Regions from separate parts of the Mus musculus genome. Here region 2 is linked to region 1. The links are chromatin loops, found by intact Hi-C in ENCODE. Cell type or tissue: left cerebral cortex. All regions are shown on one strand.

The links. A loop is a pair of places that touch in the nucleus more often than their neighbours do. Peaks named below come from ENCODE experiments on the same cell type or tissue, not always from the same donor. Only the 100,000 strongest peaks of a DNase experiment are listed, where the experiment ranks them.
Region 2: a loop joins it to region 1, with 2.2 times the contacts of the local background. A loop is called at or near these places in 4 of 42 quality-filtered maps.

What each region holds. Positions count from the first base shown.
Region 1 is chr5:147,844,583-147,852,582 of GRCm38, forward strand. No RefSeq gene overlaps it. Among named protein-coding and RNA genes, the nearest start is that of Pomp, 12 kb to the right of the region's middle. In left cerebral cortex, CTCF peaks have their summits at 3,780 and 3,979; DNase peaks (open chromatin) are centred at 3,777 and 5,743; H3K27ac peaks cover 1,680 bases.
Region 2 is chr5:147,754,609-147,762,608 of GRCm38, forward strand. It overlaps Gm35592 (a long non-coding RNA gene), which reads right to left. Exons shown (of 3, transcript XR_377219.4): 2 at 6,707-6,844; 3 at 6,418-6,561. Among named protein-coding and RNA genes, the nearest start is that of Gm35541, 5.4 kb to the left of the region's middle. In left cerebral cortex, a CTCF peak has its summit at 3,431; no DNase peak of the experiment used is centred here; H3K4me3 peaks cover 559 bases.

The DNA of each region.
Region 1 (8,000 bases):
CTAGGGACTTCTTATCTTTCCAAAAGCTACATCTAAGATTTTTATTTGTTATTAGCATTTGTGTAGTTTGTGTGTGTGTATGTGTGAAACATGTGCTTGAAGTTTTTGTGTGAGGTCAGAGAACAACTTTCTAGAATGGTTTTACCCTTTTCATCTTATTGAGACAGGGTCTCTGTATTTTCACTGTCTGACGAACCCAGGATAATTGGAAACTCACATCCATTCTGTCTCTACCTTCTATCTTTCAATAGAATCCTAGGATGGTAGACACATCTGACTTTTCGAGGGTTTCAGGAACCAAGCTCAGAGCCTCAAAGGATCATACAGTGTCTTAACCTACTGAGTCGTCTTGCCACCCCTCCGACAGCACTATTTCTCATTTCTGTTTGGATCTTTCTGAGAATTTGACTTTGGGAGCACAGATGTTTTGTGTTGCTCCTTAAAATATCAAACACAAACATTGTAAAAAGATGAATACGACATTTTGGGCAGTTTAGGGTACCAAGCACTGTCACCATCCTCCCACACCTCCTGTGAGTGCCGACCCATCTCTGCACAAACATGTTATCTATATGGGGGGAAGTTGGAATAATCTATACCCCTGAGTCAGCGTCTCCTTGTGTTTTCCCAGAAACAGACGTGTCACGATGCTTTTCGGGAAGCATAGACACTATTAGAATTCCAGGCTAGTGAGACAGGGAAGAGGAGGCTGTCATCCGAGTATATTTATTGAGTGATTTCCTCCAAGGAATTCTGGACACACAGTGCAAAGCTCACATTATACTGCTCTGGGTCAACAGAGCTGGGGTACTCACATCAATTCCCACAGTCTGAAGACTGAAGAAGGAGGAGAAGGAAGTGTGGGTGGCCACACTTAGGGTGATTGGCTGGAACTTGTTTGAGACACATCTAATGCCTTAAGTGGCATGGGCGGATCCAGAGTGTATGCTGTCCTTCTGTGTTCAAGCAACACTAATTATAGCCCAGACACTTCCTGGTTGCCACAGAGTTTTTACACGTCAGGGGTTAATTTCTGCATATTTCATAATGGAATCAGAACTTACCTAGTCCTTTCTTACCGAATAGATGGTTAGGTTGCTACAAAATGGAGGGGCACCCTGCCAACAGGTCCCTCAATTATTCAAATCCCAAACCTTAAAAAAAAAAAAAAAGAAAAGAAAAAAGGCATAGAGTATCCCAATATCGGGGGATGGAATGCTATGTTCTTAACAAAACGTTTCCTTTTTTGTTGTTATGTTTTGTTTTGTTTTGTTTTGTGTAACAAGCCAAGCAGAAACTTGTGTGAGAATCAGGAACCCCGAGAGTGTGCAATGCACTCTGTTATTTAGGGTGACGGCTTAATTACAAGTATAGGATCATGCAACAGCCATGCCTTGTTCTATGGGATTTATTAGGTCTCTAAACTCTGCCTACCAAAATTTCACATGAGGGCCGTGATACAGCCATGAGGACGGCTTCAGATGGAAAATAAAGGTGAACTGAGAATCCAGGAACACTCTTTGAGCTGATGTAAAAAGAGAGAGAGAGAGAGAGAGAGAGAGAGAGAGAGAGAGAGAGAGAACCCATTTCTGGAATGAGCACTCAAGCCCATCTGACCCCACCACTCACTCATTCAGTTTGGGCAGGTACCCTGGACCTCCATTCTTTAAACAGAACTATCCCTTAGGCCGAGAGGAGAATAACCTCCTTGTTGGACGTCTGTCTGTCTCCCTCCGATAAGTCCCTGCCCTCCACTCTGTCCTGCCTAGAAGATCCCCTTCTAGGGAGCAATGGTTGGGCACAGGCTGACTCCAGTGAGCTCACATAGATCTTCCTAGGCCCTTTGTGTGTGTGTGTGTGTGTGTGTGTGTGTGTGTGTGTATCTGTGTGTTTGTGTGCATATATGTATGCTTTTATGCATGTATATGTGTGCTCATAGGTGTTCATATATGAGGAAGCCATAGGCTGACATGGAATATCTTCCTTGATCACTTTCTGTCTTAGATTTTTGGTTTGATTTTTTTTTTCTTTTGAGACAGGGCTTCTCTGTGTAGTCCTGACTGTCCTGGAACTCTCTGTAGACCAGGCCTGGCCTTGAACACACACAGATCCATCTCTGTGTCTGCCTCCCGAGTGCTGGGATTAAAGCCATGTGCCACCACTGCCCGGCTTCCATCCTAGTTTTTGAGACCAGGTCTCTCACTGAACCTGGAGCTTATTGATTGTCCTAGGCTGGCCTCACTCACGGATCCACAGATCTCCATCTCTGCTTCCCCTGTGCTGGGACTACAGATGCACACTGCTATGTGTGGGTTTCTTATCTACATAGGTTCTGAGAGACCACCCAATTCCTCAGGCCTGTATGGTAAGCACGTTACTAACTGAGCCATCTTCCGGCCTTCCCTGAAGCCCGTTAGTACGAGCTCACTCTCCTGTGCTTTCTTACCAACTGTGACAAATGTGCCACCTTGATGCTCAAAAGAGGGACCCCACCCTAGGCGTGGCAGCATGCACCTGTAGTCTCAACACTTGAAGGTGGAGCAGGGGGTGGGTTGTGAGTTTGAGACCAGCCTGGGCTACAAAGTGAAAACTTGTCTCAAAAAATTTTTTGTTTTGTTTTGTTTGGTTACACTTAATACCCAAAACTGCTCGAAAACTGGGGGAGGGGTATTCATGTTAAAAATCATTGTCCAAATGAAAAGACAAACATTTACAGATCTTGTGCTGAATTCCTGGAACTCCACATATACGTCCATGCACCCCAGGGTCTTTGTTGGTGTAAGGAATGCTGGAGTGAGCTTTTCTGGAACGATGTCTGTGTCTCTGTTTTGAATGTCCCAGAATCCCGCCTCCATAGATGTTCTGGGGACTTTCAGCCCTGCCTCCAGACATGTTCTGGGGACTTTTGCTTTTGGAGAGCAGTCAGGACACATGATCTCTAACTCCAAGATTACACAATTCCAGTTTATGTGAAGGCTCAGCCTTGAATTAACTCCCCTCGTCTGCTTTCCACTGACCGTTCGCTGGCTCAGAGCCAGAACAACAATATGCTCAGACAAGTAACTCTCTAAATCTCCAAATCTCTCTCTCTCTCTCTTTTCTTATTCCCATAACCTTCTCCAACAATTTCATTTAGCTGACCAATTGTCAATTTGGGGTCCTGGGAAAGAATAAGGAATAAACTCCCTTTGTTCCATCCAGCAAATCCAAACTCCATTCCTTTCTGACGGCCAATCATGTGCGCCCGAGCTAAGCTCCACCATAGGGGCTCCGTTTTATATCTTGGGGTAATCCCCTGGACTAACTGTTCCCTTAGAGCAAAACCTTAGAAACTTTATCTCCGTATTCCCTTTGGACAATATTTCCTTCCAGGAATTTGAGACTAGGACTGGATCTGTAAGTGAACTCTTGGAAGTTCTAAATGGTTTATACACTATTGAATTCCTCACATGTATACAACTTTGGTTTGTATCAGCGAACAGCACTGGCCATTTGCGTTGTGACTTCACCGGCATTGAGGTGCTAAAAATCCTTTGCAATGGTTCCATTCATTTCTTTCAATGCAGTGGAATTCTCAGTTGGGGGGGAAGAGCTGTTTTTCATTTGAAAGTGGAAAGCCGGGTCCTAGGGACATAGGGAAGGAACAGACCTCGCGAGCTGAGTTTTCAGTCTGTCCCTCCATCATATCAGTGCTCTTTACATTTTGTGAGCACTTGATTTAGGACATTCAGAAAAGAGCGCCAGCCCAGAGCCGCGTCTTTTTATCGCCACCTACCGTCGTCTTTGAGAACTGCACGAACATTCCCTCTAATCCCAAACACCCTAGAGACAGGGACTCCAATCCACTCTAGAAACTAGAGGCACTGTACTGGGACAGGAAGAAAGAAGACTATGGAAACGATGTTCTCAGATGCTGGGTAGTGAGCCTGGAAAATGAGTCACTGATGGAAGCCCATCTGTCACTAATTTTATTTTTTAGATTTTTAAATGTTACTTTATGAGTATGAGTGTTTGCTCACAGGCATGTATGTGCACGGTATTAAGCCTGATGCCCGTAGAGGCCACAAGAGGGCATTGTGTCCCCTGGAACGAGAGTTACAAAGAGTTGTCAGCTTGCCCCGTGAGTGAGTGCTGGGAACCTAACCCAGGTCCTCTGCCACAGTGCAAGTGCTCTTAGCCTCTGAGGCTCTCTCCAGATCCCAGTCTCTTAATTTTTTTCAAAATGGAAGTCTTAGTTGGAAAAGATTTCAACCAAAGCTCAAGTAGCCTGAATGACGTTTTTCAAAGTGATCTTCTAGATTGTTCTCAAACGGAATTAAGAGGAGTCCTTTGACAGCAGCTCTGTGCAGAGGTGTGTTGGTTCTATCAGTTCTCCCAGACTGCTCTCTGTTTGAAAGAAGCCATTACAAGGTTAGCATCAGTGTATCTTGGAAAAGATTGACAGCCTAAGAACAGATAAAACATGCCTCCCTGAGATTCTCCTCTTTGGTGGTGACCCCCCCCCCCCCCCGCCCAATACTTTGCTAGTTCCGGGATAGGTTGGGTGGGTTAGAGTTGGGGGGCTTCCAGAACTTCTCAGAACACGAATGACGAGGCTGTTGTCCAGAGGGGCCCCCTGAGAATCGTGTTTGGGAACAGGCCGACCCCATGAGGTATATTATCTTTGCCACATTTTGCTGCTTTGTGGGAAATTTATTTTTAATCTTTAACAAAGCCAACCATGTTTATCTGAAGCGCTGAAAAACTTTAATAGTTTAAAACAAAACTTTTAAAAAATAATTAAACCGACAATGAATACTGAAACATGAAAGTCAGACCGACTGTTACCTTAACAAGAAAGGGCTTCCCAGAGATCAAACAGAATGCTGTTTGTTTTATTTGCTAATGGCAAATAACAAGTACTTTCACTTTAAGGGATTCTGAGGGTTATTGAAGGAGTCCAGAAGTTTCTACTGACCTACTCCCACCAAGGCAAAGGTTTCCCACACCTTGGGTTCACAGAGCTGGGAAACGTGCTATCCTGAACGCGTAGAAGGTAGCACATGATTGGTGCCTTTAGCATGAGCACACCTTATCCAAAATGATGGAGAAGGGGGACTCCCTCAGATTTTTTTTTCCCTGCATAGTGCTTACTCAGCTCAACTCTGAGAAGTCTGCAGCTGCATGCTTGCTGCATTTCTCAATGACTGAACTGCTTCTCTCAGTGCACCCACTCACCATGATCTGGCTTTTATATGAGCCCTGCTGAGAGGCAGAGGCAGGCAGATCTTGGGGAATTCAAGGCCAACCTGCTCTACATGGGGAGTTCCAGGCCAGCCAGGGTTACATAGTGAGACCTGTCTCAAAACAGTGTCAGAGGGCAGGAGACACCCCCCCCCCCCCCCCCCGCTTTATAAAGAGAAGATTCAGGAAAAACAAACCCTTTAAGGATCAAATCCTTTAAGTGGATCAATTGTATCAGATCAACTAGTAGAGTTTTTTTTTCCCCCTCTGGAGACAAACTTGGCTTTGGATCAGGAAAGAGAATATTTTCAAGTTGTTCTTTTATTTTTAAACTGTATCCCACGTTCCATACATAGGCTTTAATTTGCTTTCCAGAGCACTTCAGTTAAATCCTCAACACAGATAGCATTCTCACCTAGCCTGAGTCTATGAATTTCCATTCAATGCTGATTTCACCCTTTCTTTGGAACATTGGCCCAAGGCCGGGCGGATTCTAAATGAGGGGACACTTGGTGATATCTCTGTGGGAAGGTTCTTTGTGACCGGTCACATCCTGATCTGCCAATTTATGAGTGAGGAGGCAGCTGCTGCTCCAACTTCACAACTGCAGCCCAGAAATAGAACTTGAGGTTCTTTTAATATGCACGTTATCTAGATAAAGCTATATCTGGGATGCCCCTGACAGGTTCTCTGACTCTTCGCTTTGTTTCTACAAACTAAATATAGAACTGTGAGCGACTCTTTTTTTTTTTTTTCCTCTTCTTCTCCTCGTGTGCATCTAAGCATACAAGGAAATCAGGCTGCTTCTAAAAGAAAAATAAGCCCTGTTTCTTCTTGGAAACCCTTTTGAGGTCAGCAGTTCTGAAGTACAGGGATCGGAGCAGAAAGGAGCAGAAAGGACTTCTTCTCTGATTTTCCCACCCTGCCCTGTGAATGATGTCCTTCCATGGTCAGGGCGGGGGAGCAAGGCATTTGTTGTAGTAATACTGAATAACCCTCCTGTGTAAAATCACCTCAGGTTGACCCCCACTTTAACTCCAGAGACCGTGGAAGGAGGAAAAAGTGCAGCCACCCTCCTCATGGTGACAATGACTGCTGGGTGCTTGCTGAGAGGTCTGTCCTGCTTGGTGTGATCACGGCCATTATTTTAAAAGCAGGTGACACTCTGATGGTTGGGCTACATCAACCGGGTACTGGGAGGTGTGCAGAAAAAGAGAGCTTTGTATTTTGAGGAATCTATTCGACTGTGGGGCCATTCCAAGGCAGAGGGCACAGTTTCTAAGCTACCACATCTTCATCATAGGACCTGGCTACCACACAGACTACTCCTTCAGCATGTTGTCTTCCCATGATGAATTTGATTTAGGATTTCTTATAGTGACCAAGAGGGAAATGTAGCAGCGATGAATGAGATTAATACATCTTTCAAGAATATCCGGGGGAGGGGGGAGGAGCCAAAGCCAGGGAGCATTTTATCACTGAGCAACAACAGCCCAGGCTCCTAGTGCGTGCGTGCATGAGTGAGTGTGTGTGTGTGCATGCACTCAAGTACATGTATCGCATGTGCCTATGCCGTGTGCTGCATATGGCGAGTTATGTGTTTGTGTGAATGTATGGTGTGTTTTAGGTATATGTCTGCGGTTCTGCAGTGTGTGTGTGTGTGTGTGTTGTGTATAGTGTATGTATGAGGGAGTATGATGTGTGCACATGGTGTATGTGTTTGTGTGTGGTGTGTGTGTGTATATGTCTGTGTGTGTATGCCCTATACATGTACGGTATATGTGTGTGGGTGTGTATGCTGCCAGAGCAGGGAGTATGAATGTCTACATGTTCATGTTAACACAGACGTGCATATGTAGAGGTCAGAGGACAAGCTCAGGTGTTCACTCTCGACTTGCACTTTTGGCTCTGTGTACACCAAGCTTACTGGGTCATGAGCTTCCAGAAATCCTGCCTCACCTCCCATCTCAATAGGAGTGTTGGGATTATAGATCTATGCATCTGTGTCTGGCTTTGTGTAGGTCTGGGACACTGGGCTCAGATTTTTGTGTTTGCATGGCAGATGCTCTACCCACTGAGCCATCTCAGCCCTTTAAGGTTTTCTTCCTCCTCCTCCTCCTCCTCCCTCTCCCTCTCACTCTTTTGTTTTTTTCAAGACAGGGTTTCTCTGTATAGCCCTGGCTGTCCTGGAACTCACTCTGTAGACCAGGCTGGCCTGAAACTCAGAAATCCGCCTTCTTCTGCCTCCCAAGTGTTTTCTTTCTTTCTTTCTTTCTTTCTTTCTTTCTTTCTTTCTTTCTTTCTTTCTTTCTTTCTCTTCCTTCCTTCCTTCCTTCCTTTCTTTCTTTCTTTCTTTTTTTCTTTTTTTCTTTCTTTCTGTTCTCCATGCATGTATGCTTGCATGCCAGAAGGGGACACCAGATTTTCATTATAGATGGTTATGAGCCACTATGTGGTTGCTGGGAATTGAACTGAGGACCTCTAGAAGAGCAGTCAGTGCTCTTAACTGCTGAGCCATCTCTCCAGCCCCAGCCCTACCCCTTTTTTTGTAAATGTTTGAATGTAGTGTGAGGGGGGATGTAAATGCATGTGTGTTTGCACATGGAGGCTAGAGATTGACTTCCACTGTCTTCACCTACACTCCATTTGATCTTTTGGGAAAGATCTCGGCACTGCTGATTGGCCAGCCAGCTTCAGGGATTTCCCTGTTTCTCCAACACTCCCGCCTCACTGTCCCCAGCACCCCTTGATTAGGGATGCACTCGGCCACCTGGCTT
Region 2 (8,000 bases), 90 kb before region 1:
TTGTGCCTCTCATGTGGGCCAAGTTGACACATCTGCATTGGATACAGGTACACATACATGGGTTAGTGATTTGTTGGAAGACAGGATCCATGGTTGTCTGATTCCAACACTGATGAAATTCGACAGGAAGCTTCAATTTGTGGTTCTCCCCTCTCACTCTCTGTACCGGTCACATTCTCCTCAACAAGTGGCTCCAATGTGGTTTGTCTTTGGCCAGGTACAGAGCATACTTGGAACATAGTAATCCCTCAACGTACACATTCACTGAAGAGCAGAGATGCTGTCAACTTTTTGATCTAATTGGGAGGTGACCCGATTAGATTACATTGATCTGATTGGGAAGATACTGCATGGTACTACAGTCATTCAAAGGCCACATCGGAGCACTGCGTGAATCTATAATGATGACATTTTCGTCCCTTTGCTTCTCCCAGGGTTGATTATGCAAGGGCAGAGTGGGGGCCACTAAGCAGCCAGCCACATTGGTTACAACCTGTAGGGAATCTAGTGCAAGGGACCCACCATTTGGCCTCAGCCTGTGTTATAAGTGAAGGCTTGAGTTCAGGGTCTACTATGTTGTCTAGCCAAGCTCTGGGTTCAGTCCTGAGTCCTCAAATCGGGGGTGGGGGGGATTAAAATAGAAAACTTTTGGGCCCACGAGATGATTTTGTGAGTCAAGGCACTTGCTGTAAAATTCAACAATATGATCAATCCTTGGAATCCTTGTGCGCGTGCACACACACACACACACACACACACACACACACACACATCATGATTTGTGGGCTCCTCCCACAATAAGTGAATAGATATTTTTAAAAAGACTTGTGTACTGAAAGAGAGGGACCAGAAGTCAGAGAAACTCATTGTTACATCACGTGAATAGGCTTTCAATGTTTGAAACCTACTAAGTTAAAACAGGCCCTGACCCTGTGTAGAGTCTCTTGGGACTAAGGGGCATAGCCCAGTTAGTGGTAGTGTGACTGACGAGCTGGCAATGGTCCAGTATGGAGCGGGCAGGTCTTAAGTATGCACACCCCAAAGACAAATGGACAGACTTCCTCAAAACAAATTAGCTCAGACTCCACAGCACCTGAGGATATTGCTTAGTGTAAGTGGTCCCATGATGGCAGAACCCTCCAGAGAAGCCCCAGATGAGAGTAGTGACTGTCTGTAGCCACACAGTGAATTGAAAACTGTGTGTTTGGTTCATGTGGGCTCTTACCTGAGGAGGGAGGGAGATCCATGAAGGTTCCTTACAGAAGAGCCTGGACAACCCTTTACAAGAGATATGGTAAGGAAGGAATCAACATTCTCTGAGAGCGCATTGTTTGTTTGTTTGTTTGTTTGTTTGTTTGAACAGGGATTCTCTGTGTAGCCCTGGCTATCCTAGAAGTCACTCTGTAGACCAGGTTGGCCTTGAACTCAGAGATCCTCCTGCCTCTGCCTTCCCAGTGCTGGGATTAAAGGCGTGGACCACCACTGCCTGGCTCAAGAGTCCATTTTAAGGTCCCTCTGCACCGTGCATATCCTACTGTTAACTGCCTACTTCTATTTTGTTAAATGTTTTGTTCACCTTCTTATAATTTTTTAAAACCCAATGAGACCGTCAAGGTACATTTGTATTTCTGTCCTACAGTGAAAAATGAACACCACAGAAATGAACAAAAATTAAAATTTCTGGGGCTAGAGAGATGGCTCCGCGGTTAAGAGCACTGACTGCTCTTCCAGAGGTCCTGAGTTCAATTCCCAGCAACCACATGGTGGCTCACAACCATCTGTAATGGGATCCGATTTCCTCTTCTGGTGTGTCTGAGGACAGCGACAGTGTACTCATTTAAATAAAATAAATAATTCTTTTTAAAAAATTAAAATCTCTAGTCCCCCAGACTAGATGACAAGATATCTCAAGCTATGCAGAACTAGTGGATCTGGACATTAGCTTAGTGGTAGAGATGCTGGCCTAGCATCTCAGGTCTTGGGTTCCATCGCCCAGGTTGTAAAGACAGCTAAGTCATTCTGATGACTCAGTACGTATTCAGGGATATCAGCAAATTCAAGGCTGAGGCTAGAACTCAAGACTAACCTCTTACCTAGCATGAAAGATTCTCCTAGTTGGAACCTGAAGGAGAAGAAAGGAGTATGGCAGGTTTTGGACAAGCAAGATGCTGAGATTTGTTCAAAGCTTTCTGTCGTGTGGCTGCCCAGGACACAGGATAACCGGGAAGCATATGTATTGCTGTTAAGAATGCCAAAGGAACTGGTCACCTTCACAATTTGGCGGCTTGTTATAAATTGAAACATACACACAAGTGCCCCACCCCAACTCTTCTATTCCAAGGCATTTATTCCAAGAGGAACAAATGCTTATTTCTATACAAAGACACACGGGAAAATGTTTGTGGTGGCAATATCCACAGTGCCGGAACTGGAAACAAAATAAGATGTTTGTCAGTTGATGGGTAGATAAACTGTGGTATGTCCATGCAGCAGAGGACTGCTATTCTACAGGGAAAAGGAGAAAATTGCTGCTACATGCAATACCATGGGTGACTCTCTAATGCATTATGCTGAATGAGAGAAATGAAACACTGAAGGCACAGACCTGGGATTGCATTTATGAGGCATTTGAAAAAAGGCAAAGCTATGGACACAAACATCGGATTATTGTTTTCCTGGAGCCAGGGGTGCATAGAGGGATTGACAGGGAAGCGTCATGGTAGAAGTGTTTAAGAAATAGTTTGTATTCCGCTTGCGGTAGGGTTAATGTGACTGTGTAAACTAACTCAGGCCTAAGCTCCTAAAAGGGTGAGTACTTCAAGCCAGGCCTAAGTAGTGGTGCATGGCTTTAATCCCAGAACTTGGGAGGCAGAAGCAGTCAGGTCTCTAAGTTCAAGGCCAGCCTGGTTCACAGAACAAATTCCAGGATAGCCAGGGCTAAACAGGGAAACCCTGTCTCAAAAACAAAAGCAACAAACAAACAAACAAAACAAAACAAAACAAAACAAAACAAAAATTGTACTTCAACGGCTGAGCATAGTGGAGCGTGCCTTTAATTCCAGCACTCAGGAGGCAAAAGTAGGCAGATCTCTGTGAATTTGAGGCCAGCCTGGTCTACATAGTGAGTTCCAGTACAGCCAGAGCTACAGAGTGAGACTTTGTCTCAGAAAAAAAAATATCTATGTCTATGTCTGTCTATATGTCTATGTCTATGTCTATGTCTATGTCTATGTCTATGTCTATGTCTATGTCTATGTCTATGTCTATGTCTATATATCCAGAAACCTGGTTTTAAAATTAACCTCATTATCATTTTTAAAAAGATTATTTTTATTTTACATGTGTGGGTGTTTTGCTTACATGTATGTCTGTGTACCATGTACATGCAATACCTATGCAGGCCAGAGAGGGCGTCAGATCCCCTGGAACTGGGGTCACGATTGTGAGCTGCCGTGTTAGGTGCTGGGAACTGAACCTGGTCTTCTGCAAGAGCAAGCATTGAGTGCTCTTAAATGCTGAGCCATCTCCCTCAGCCTCCTTATCACATCTTAATAGCTCGCTGCCTTTTGATAATTTACATGGAATCACTCTTCAGTGAACTTCCATCAAATTGCCCAGAAGCGAAACCAGAAGCCAGACTCCTCCTCCTGGTCGTTTGCTGGTGGCGTGGGAGGGCGTGGTCAGGCTACAAGGAGCAGCCTCCACAGCCTAGGAGGCTTTCTGAGGAATTCTTACTCATTCAGGAAACTCCCAGCCACAAACTTGGCCATGGAAGGTGCAGACCTTGTTGGAGGGTCTTCACAGTCAGCACGTGGCAAAAATCACTCAGGGTTCTGCTGCTTGGTCCTGAAGCAACCGATATTGGTCAGCACACAAATGCACGCATGTGCAGTGGGAAGCCTGGAGCCCCTCTGAATGGGACCTAATAAAGGACGGTTAATGAGTGAGAGATCACTGCTTAGCAGATAACATCTGTAGAAACGAAGCCCAGGCTGGGAGTTCTGTGCGCAGCAGCGGGAGATTCTCAAAGTGAAAGCAGCATCCCTGTTTCCTTCGCATCTCCAATCCAGCAAGCATCTACAGAACAAGCAGGTCGTGGAATATCCTGCTCCAGTTGAAATAGCCTACCACCACAAATCCCGGGAAGACTGTAGCGGGCTTCAGACAGACAGGACAATATGTCAGTTTGTATTCAGAGCCTTGATTACTTCACTTTCATTTCATCAAGTGAGCTCTTCCACAAGACATCCACCCTCCTCTTCCTCTTCTTCCTTCTCCTTTCTCTTTTAAACCATTTTCAGCAGTGCTAGCTATATTTATACTGTTGAGCAATCTTTCTCCCCTGTTAAACTGAAACTGACCCCATTAAACACCAACTCCCCGCTCCTCCCCCACCTCCCCGCCCCCCAGATCCTGCCCACCAATTCCAGGAAATGGATTCCTATAGGTAGCTCATAAGGGCAGATTTGTATAGGGTCTGCTTTTTTGTTACTTCCCCGTTTCCCTTAGCACAGTGTGTTGCAAGCTCATCCATATTATGTGGATGATTAATACTCCAAGGTATGTGTAACCCCGTTATCTATGGCACATGAGCTGCTTGGCTGTTCTAAGACAGCTACAGACATGGTATAGTAATAATTCTTTGAGCATCTATTTGGAATTGGGGGAGCGGGGAGGGTTAGACCAGGAAATAAAGGTGTAAGCCATAGGATAATTCTTTTAATTATTTGAAGGATCTCCATATTGGTTTTCCAAAATGGCTGCAACTTGATCCACTCTCACCATGGCACACGTACATCCCGATCTCGTCACGTCTTGACGGTGTTCGTTGTTTTCTATTTCCTTTCCTCTGCTCTTCTTTGCCATAGCCATCCTAATGGATGTGAGGTGCTACCCTGGTCCATTAGCCTGGATGCTAACTTGCTCCCAGAGTGGCTCATGCTCTAAGGGCCTTAAGCACAACCACTCTGAACAGGTACAATGGGATGGAGCTTTTCTTAACACATTTATGTAAGAGTATTAATGCTAAATTATGGATGCTTTCTGTCCTTGCGAGGTTGAGTCTACTAACAGCCCAAGGGAGGTACATTTCCTTTTTAGATAAAAAGTTTCCTGTTTCCATAGCTTTGCCCCGCCCCCTGCTGCTCCTCCTTCCTTGTTGGATGTACCTCTAGATTCCTTTGACCTGTCTCATGCTTCATGTGCCCCCTGAAGGTGAAAGTTCCCCCCCCCTTTTAATCAGCCCTTTTCTTTCATAGTACTGTCCATAGACAGCTGTAGCTATCTATGCCCTTGACTTTGATAGGACTAGCAGATTGAGTATCTCAATCCAGGTGGCACTTAAACATTCATGGGCCTTCCAGTCATGCTATAGGTAGCCTACTGCCTTCAAGTTCAAACTATACTTGGTCCCTTCCCCTTCCAAACTTGAAGTCCGAGTTCCTAGCTATGTGTTTGTCAAAGCCAGAGACCTGAGGATCAGCCTGTCACACAAGTATGACATCACTTTTCCACCCTGTCTTGAGTCAGCCTTTAGAGAGTCACATTCAGAGAGGCTCACAGCTGATGTGGGTGTACACACTCATACATGTATAAACCTTCATGCAGGATGGGATATACCTGGTGGGTAGACAATGGGATGAGGGGGCAAAGGGGGGGACAGTTTTCAGTTCAGGGGACATTTGGCAGTGTCTAGAGCCTGGGGTGGCACTATGGAGTGTTGCTAGCTTCCAGTGGGCTGAAGCTAGAGATGTTAAACAGCTTATGGGACTTGGGGTGACCTCTCCAATCCTGCCCCAATATGGTCCTAGACTTCTGCCACCCTGTGCCCCCAGGTTCCCCTTCACTGGAGACTGAGGCAAACCTTGTCTGCTCAGAGTTGCTTGTGGACCAGAGCCTTATGTACAGAAGCACCTCAGCATCTCCAGGGCACCCAGTCCCACCTTCTTCCCACTACCAAGGCAAAAGTGTGACTGACCGACATAAAGGTATAGAAGTCTGCATTCCTATAACATATACAAGTGACTGAGTGTGTGAGTGCTTTTAATCCCAGAACTTGGAAGGCAGAGGCAGGTGGATCTCTGAGTTCAAGGCCAGCCTGGTCCATAGAGTGAGTTCCAGGATAGCCAGGGCTACACAGAGAAAAAAAGAAAGAGAGAGAGAGAGAAAAAAGGATAGAAACATTAGCTTCTTTCAGGGACTTTAGCTTCTTTCAAGTTATTGTAGAAGTGGCAAGCTTAACTGGGTAGATGCAAAGTGCCTGAACAGGTAGACAAGGACTGGACCACAAAGACCAGTTCCCGTCACACCGCAAGTACTTGGTATCTGTTCATTGTTCCAAATGTTTGTTGAGGATTTTGACCAACAATCCTCTCCTCTAGGAATTGATGAATAAACAAGGAATACACAGAAACGCTGTTTTACCAGACAGCAGGTTAAATAAAGACGTTTATTTACTACTTAAGGAGACTGGTGTGACCGCTGTTTACAGACGCTGCCTTGGCTGCCCTATCAGGCCTTCCCTGAGGGCTATCTTGGAGACTGTGGTGTTTGAGTCAAATCCTGAAAGAGATGCAATCAACAGAAACTGAAAGGGAACATTCCCTGGGAGGAGAGAATAACTTGTGTAAATGCCCCCCACCCCCACCCCAGGCAGAATCAAAGATCAAAACCCCCCACCACACCCTCCCACAACCCCCCCACTCACCAGAGCATCCCAAAGAACAAAGGAGATCAGTAGGCTCTGGGCTTAGGAGTCAGAGGGCAAGGGGGGCAGCACAGAGTTGAAGAGGTAGGCGAAGAGCCGACCAGGCAGAGTCTTGCAGGGCAGACGTGTGGCTCTTATCTGTGATGCAATGGAAAAACATTCGATCGGTCCTGGGCAGCAAGCTGTTATCTCTTTTAGAAACAATTGTCTGACTCGGGGGAGTCCGCAGGTAAACTTCTGGAACACAAAGGAAAACTACAAAGGGTTTCGAGAGCAAAGGAATGGTATTTCCACGTAGATTTGGCATTGTTAAAGGCTATTTGAATTTCTGAGACTGTGAAGGGAAAAGAGAGAAGACAGCTGGCTTATTTAAAAACGTGAATTTTGAAAATTCTTGTGGGGTGTGAGGAGCTGTGTGTGTGTGTGTGTGTGTGTCTGTGTGTGTGTGTGTGTCTGTGTGTGTGTGTGTGTGTCTGTGTGTCCATTCCTAACCGACACAGAGCTTGTGTGGAGCTCAGAGAGTAACTTGCAGGAATCGGTTTCCCATTTCAACTTGTGGACCCCAGGGACTGAACTCAGGTTGTCAGGCTCAACCAAGGAGACAGCAAGGACCTTTACCTGCTGAGCCATCTCACAGGCTGCCTTTGCAAGATTTTAATTTGCTTCTTATGCCTTAGCAAATGGTAGATATTAGTTGATTCTTCTTTTGTTTGTTTGTTTAATTGAATTAAACAACTGCAGGAAGACAGGTATTCGAGAATTTGTCTGTGTTTACATTACTGTCAAGGAGTTCTATTCTGACATCCACAGACATTTATCATGCAGGCTGCCCTCTCTGCTCCTGAGAGCGTTTCCCCTCCTCCTCCCAGGCACGCCCCACCTTCCAAGGCCGAGTCAGTTTGTTTTAAATGTAGATTCTGGGGCTGGATAGAAGGCTCAGTGGTTGAGAATGTTGCTGTTAGTTACTGCAGAGAATTGAGTTCAATTCTTAGCGTGCACACTCACACACAGACACCACGTGCACACACGCACACACACATACACACACGTATATGTGTGTGTGCATGCACTGGAATTTTTTTCAGCCACAAAAAAGAAAACAAATTAGGTTGTAAGGAAACTTCTTTGTGGCTGAAAAATTTCTATCGTATGTGTGTGTGTGTGTGAGAGCATGTGTATATATGTGTATATGTATGTGAGTGTGTCTATATGTGTTTGTATGTGTGTGTATGTGTGTGATGTATGTTTGTATGTATATGTCTGTGTGTATGTGTGTTTGCTTGTGTATGAGTGT